Linked DNA regions of Homo sapiens: region 2 is linked to region 1. A link is a loop called in an ENCODE intact Hi-C map of the cell type or tissue named here. Cell type or tissue: HCT116. All regions are shown on one strand. Each heading gives the region's core, and the rest is flanking DNA. Links, peaks and the distances in the headings are about the cores only.

Region 1 (2,922 bases), core at 246-2,745:
GCCGGGTGTGGTGGCGCATGCTTGTAGTCCCAACTATTCGGGAGGGTGAGGCAGGAGAATCGCTTGAACGTGGGAGATGGAGTTTGCCGTGAGCCAAGATCGCGCCATTGCACTCCAGCCTGGGAGACAGAGTGAGTCTCCGTCTAAAAAAAAAAGAAAAAGAAAAAGAAAAAGAAGGCATGTTTCACCTTTGTTCTCTAGACCCAAGCAACTTTTGATCATACAGTTGACTTAAGTATTCAAGAGAAATGAACTACATATTTATGAGAGCTGTTAAAAAAGGGCGGGGGGGGCTAGTATAAATTGTTTAAAATGTATGCTCAACAACAAATTTAAGCTAAACTAAATTTTCTTGGCTTTCATTTAAGCATACATTAATAAACTTAAGGGCAGGAAGTTACCCAGTCTGTGCATACCCCTTTTCCTTGGCAAAAACCCAGCCTGATGTCCTGAAGACCTTGGTTTCTTCTTTTGATGTGGTGATGCTCAGCAGAGTTAATATATGAGTCATTCCTTAGGGAAAGACAGGGAGAAGAGCTTTCATGCCTTCATCAAACAAAAGGCAAATAGATTTTTTTCTAAGAAGGGTCTGTTGGTCTTCCTGAAACAGCACTGAGTCACTGCATGCTTATAGCCATAGTTATAAGCATCTGGTATCAAGTCACACCACAGCCTTAACTTTTGGTAATTTCTTTTTTGTCTTAAAAGGAGGATAGACAAATGAGCAATAAAGCAATAGTCAGAAGTCAAGCTGAATTGATAGGGAAGAAGCTGGCTAACAATTTTTTAAAAAAAGAATGATTCCACTTTATGGTATTAACTACTACAATATTTCACTTACTGAAACTATTTCACTATTTTATTTCAACCCATATGAATGCAGTTTTCCAAATAATATTTACTTTTAGCAATAGCCAAGAGTCAAAAAGTATCAGAAATGTCTATACTAAGGAAAAAACAGCTTTTAAAAAGTGCAGAATACTATACAGTACTTCCTCCTTAGGGTGCCATATACAGAGGAGGTCATAAATATGAAAAAGCAATTAAGATGTCAGATTTTTTAAATGTATAATTTTTTTTGTTTTCTTTTTAGTCATCAATTGACCTGTACTTCAGGGTAAATGTACAATTTTTAACACATATTTTAATAATGAAATAATCCCAAACTTTAAAGCAGAAACAGGCTCTGAATCTTACACAGGGGCACGTATCTCACAATTTTCTTTGTATCTAATTTATAACAAAAAGTACTTTTTTTCTATAAAAATGGTCATATGAAACAAAATGGCTCACAGATATCATTCAAAGGATAACACCTTGATGTTACAGCTTCTAATAAAACCTGATCTATTCTACAATGTAACTGAATAGTTCCCAACTTTTCTACTTCCAAACTGCTTCTAGAAAGTAAAACTAACACTTTAAACATGAGAAAATCCAATGGTTAAAATATATGGCAAACAGAAAAATTGTAAAATATATTCAGCCTTCTACTTATAGCTAAATATTTGGGTATGTTTTTAAATTATAAAATGATTGTCGATCGTTTTTCTTCTCTTTACAGTTCTTTGTCTAGAAGCTGGGCTTAACTGAAAGGGATATGGGGCTTTGTGAAGTCTTTTGCCAGGAAACTGCTCCACCTAGTGTCAAAAATTGTACATACATCACATTATATAGGAGAGTAAATTGTAGCCCATGGACTCCTTTGCTATTAAGAACAGGCTTTATAAATCCTTAATGTTACATACAGTTTACAAATGGTTCTTTAATCATCTTTTTGTCTTGTAACTTGATGAATCATAATGTACATGCATATAAGGAGCATGTCCAGAATACATTTCTCATAATCAAGTACCAAAGTTCCTGTTTTTGTTAACCTGGTTAATTACAGAATTATGAATCATATTTCTATTAGTGGGAAATAATTACAAGGTGGCTAATGAAATAACCCCATCACTTCTCCTAATTGTGTACAACATCTAAACTTTTTTTTTTTTCTTGAGACAGGGTCTCATTCTGTCGCCCAGGCTAGAGTGCAGTGGCGCGATCATAACCTCCCTGGGCTCAAGTGATTTTCCAACCTTGGCCTCAACCTCCACCTGAGTAGCTGGGACTACAGGAGCATGCCACTACACCTGGCTAATTAAAAAATTTTTTTCGTAGAGACGGGGTCCCACTAGGTTGCCCAGGCTGGTATGGTCTTGAACTCCCGGCCTCAAGTGATCCTCCTGCCTTGGCCTCCCAAAGTGCTGGGAATACAGGTGCGAGCCACTGCACCTGGCCTAAGCTTTTTAGAAATAAATTTTATTGTGCATAATTGAGGCTTACAATATGTTGTTATAGTATACATACAGATAACAAAATGGTTATACTATAGTAAAGCAAATTAACATGTTTATCATCTTACATAGTTACTTTTTAAAAATAAGAACAGCTAAAAATCTACTTAACAAAAATCCCTAATCCATTGTAATTTTACAACAGTGGTACCTTAGATCTTTAGACCTGTTCATCCTACACATGACATCTAAACTTAATCCATAAGTTATTTATTCCTCAAAATGGTTGCAATCTTGTAAAATCTGGTATTTAAGAGGAATTGAACATACCAGTGGTTACATGAAACTGGAACCAAATCTTCCTGTCATCAGACAGCTCATTTAGAAGAAATTCTTCTGCTTTTCCCTTCAAAAAAGCTTTTTCTTTTTACTCTTAATTTTTTTTATACAACTCATATATGCACAACTATATTCTTTTCTAAAGCATCATGTGAAACCTGTTATTTCTTGATCAAGAAGAGAGAAATGATAGTACTTATTTGGCAAATGGGTGAACCAAATACACAGATGTCATACAAAAATCCTTAGAAGACAGCTAGCTCTCTCATTAAGGCTCCCAGGCTCACTATGTCTCTTCCGGTGT
Region 2 (2,922 bases), core at 270-2,769, 440 kb after region 1:
AACAGCAAGATCCTATCTCTACAAAAAATAAAAATAAGAAAATTAGCTAAGCGTGGTGGCACACATCTATAGTCCCAGCTATTTGGGAGGCTGAGGTGGGAGAATCACTTGAGCCCAGGAATGCAAGGCTACAGTGAGCTATGATCATGCCACTGCACTCGAGCCTGGGTGATGTAATGAGAACTAAGTCAAAAAAAAAAAAAAACAGAATTCTAGGAAATTCATCATTTTAAAGGCTTCTTTGCTTATTTTGCCAAGGCAGTACTTGATCAGATGCTTTTTAAAATTAATAGACCATTTTAGGCCAGGCGCAGTGGCTCATGCATGTAATCCCAGCAATTTGGGAGGCCGAGGCGGGCAGATCACCTGAGGTCATGAGTTCAAAACCAGCCTGGCCAACATGGTGAAACCCCATCTCTACTAAAAATACAAAAATTAGCCGGGCGTGGTGGCGGGCACTTGTAATCCTAGCTGCTCAGGAGGCCGAGGCAGGAGAATTGCTTGAACCCAGGAGGCAGAGGTTGCAGTGAGCCGAGATCATGCCAGCCTGGGTGACAGAGTGAGAATCTGTCTCAAAATAAAATAAAATTAAATTAAAATTAATAGACAAATTTTAGAGTGGTTTTAGATTTACTGAAAAGCTGAACAGCATATAGAGTCCTCATATAACCCTGCCCTTGACATAGTTTCCTGTATTATTAATATTGCATATTAGTGTAGCACATTTGCTATAATTATGCAGATTTCTTTAGTTTTTACCTGATGTCCTTTTTTCTGCTCCAGTATCCCAGCCAGGAGACGACTTTACATTTAGTTGCCATGTCTCCTTGGGCTTCTCTTGGTTGTCATAGTTTCTCAGACATTCCTTGGTTTTGATGCTGTTTTCTTTTTTCTTTTTTTTTTTTTTTTCCGAGACAGAGGCTCGCTCTGTCGCCCAGGCTGGAGTGCAGTCGCATGATCTCAGCTCAAGGCAACCTCCGCTTCCTGGGTTCAAGCGATTCTCCTGCCTCAACCTCTTGAGTAGCTGGGACCACAGGCACTCGCTGCCACACCCAGCTAATTTTTGTATTTTTAGTAAAGATTGGGTTTCACTGTGTTGGCCAGGCTGGTCTTGAATGCCTGACCTCAGGTGATCCATCTGCCTCGGCCTCCCACAGTGCTGGGATTACAGGCGTGAGCCACTGCGCCCAGCCAGTTTTGATGGTCTTGACAGTGTTGAGAAGTTCTCATCAGGTATATTGCAGGCCACCCCTCTATTAAGATTTGTCTGATGCTTTTCTCATGACTAGACTGGGGTCATGTGTGTTTTGGGGGGATGACACAGAGGTAAAGTGCCATTTTCATGACATCATATCAAGGGTACATACTATCAATATGATTTATCAGTGTTGATGTTCTCCTGGATCACCTGGCTGATTGTCAGGTTCCCCCACTGTAGTGACTCCTCCCAGTCCTTGTCATACTCTTTGGACAGAAGTCACCATGCAGAGCTTACACTTAAGGAGTGAGGAGTTATAGTCCCCTCCTTTGCAGTAGAGTAGTTACATAATTTATTTGGAATTCTTCTGCATGGGAGATTGATCAACTGCTTTAGTGTGTAAACCTACTGTCACCATCCACCAAGTCATAACAATCTATTTGGTGGCGCCCTTAGCCCTGTATTGTCCAGATTAGAACTATAATGGGGTCTAGGGAGACCTCTCGTGGTAAAATAAGGGCATAACTAGCCAGCTACACGCTCTCATTTTATGCCATTGACTTTCCTTTAACGCAGTGGTTCTCAATCAAGGGCAATTTTGCCCGCCAGCCCCAGGGAGCATTTGACAATATGGGGAGAAATTTTTGGTTGCCACAACTTTTGGAAAGCGATGTTATTGGCACCTAGCAAGTGGAGACGGAGATCCTGCTAAACATACAGTGATTAAGACACAAACAACAAAAAATTATCTGAGCCAAAATGTCAATAGTGCTGAGGTTTAGAAACTCTGTGATTAACAGCTTTATAAAAGTTACAGATAATGTTCAAAGGGATACATTATAATGTGAAGGAGGAAAAGACCTTATTTTGTGAAGGATGAATTCTTAAAAAAAAAAATACAGCTGGAAGGGTAGCAGAATATGTCACACCAAAATATGCCATTTCAGCATATTAACTATGTTGAGCTGAAGACAATTGAGAAGAAGCAAATACAAGGAAAACTCTCTGCCATCCCCGTATTTGTCTAAAAGCAGGTCATAAATTTGTAAAGGTGGCGCCTCTCCTGAGACAGAGTCTTCCTCTGTTGCCCAGGCTGGAGCGCAGTGGCACCATCATAGCTCACTGCAGCCTTCATCTCCCAGGCTCAAGCGATCCTCCCACCTCAGCCTCCTGAGTAACTGGGCCTACAGGTGTGCACCACCAAGCTGGGCTAATTTTTCTATTTCTTGTAGAGACTGGGTCTCCTTATGTTGCCCAGGCTGGTCTTGAACTCCTGGACCCAAGTGATCTGCCTGCCTCGGCCTCCCAAAGTGCTGTGATTACAGGCATGAGCAACTGCTGGCCAATTTATTTTTGAGTCAGGGCCTCACTTTGTCGACAGGGCTGGAGTGCAGTAGTATGATCATAGTTCATAGCAGCCTTGAACTTCCAGGCTCAAGGAATCCTCTCTCCTCAGCCTACCAAGTTGCTAGGGGCTACGGGCACTTGCCATCACACATGGCTAATTTTTTTTTTAATTTTATTTTATTTTTGAGGTAGAGTTTGGCTGTTTTTGTTTGTTTGTTTGTTTTTTTGTTTGAGACGGAGTTTCGCTCTCGTTGCTCAGACTGGAGTGCAATGGCGCAATCTCGGCTCACTGCAACCTCCACTTTCCGGGTTCAAGCGATTCTCCTGCCTCAGCTTCCCGAGTAGCTGGGATTACAGGCATGCGCCACCACACCCGG

The links. A loop is a pair of places that touch in the nucleus more often than their neighbours do. Peaks named below come from ENCODE experiments on the same cell type or tissue, not always from the same donor. Only the 100,000 strongest peaks of a DNase experiment are listed, where the experiment ranks them.
Region 2: it touches region 1 in a loop (6-fold over the local background); 5 of 110 quality-filtered maps call a loop at or near these places.

What each region holds. Positions count from the first base shown.
Region 1 is chr17:59,752,350-59,755,271 of GRCh38, reverse strand. All of the region lies in intron 5 of VMP1 (vacuole membrane protein 1), which reads right to left. Among named protein-coding and RNA genes, the nearest start is that of VMP1, 46 kb to the right of the region's middle. RefSeq lists enhancers at 177-1,019, 1-1,062. In HCT116, for the core only: a CTCF peak has its summit at 1,649 (motif pointing left); DNase peaks (open chromatin) are centred at 491 and 1,631; H3K4me3 peaks cover 389 bases; H3K27ac peaks cover 2,059 bases.
Region 2 is chr17:59,309,938-59,312,859 of GRCh38, reverse strand. No RefSeq gene overlaps it. Among named protein-coding and RNA genes, the nearest start is that of YPEL2, 20 kb to the left of the region's middle. RefSeq lists an enhancer at 1,526-1,595 and a silencer at 1,578-1,872. In HCT116, for the core only: a CTCF peak has its summit at 1,716 (motif pointing left); a DNase peak (open chromatin) is centred at 1,689.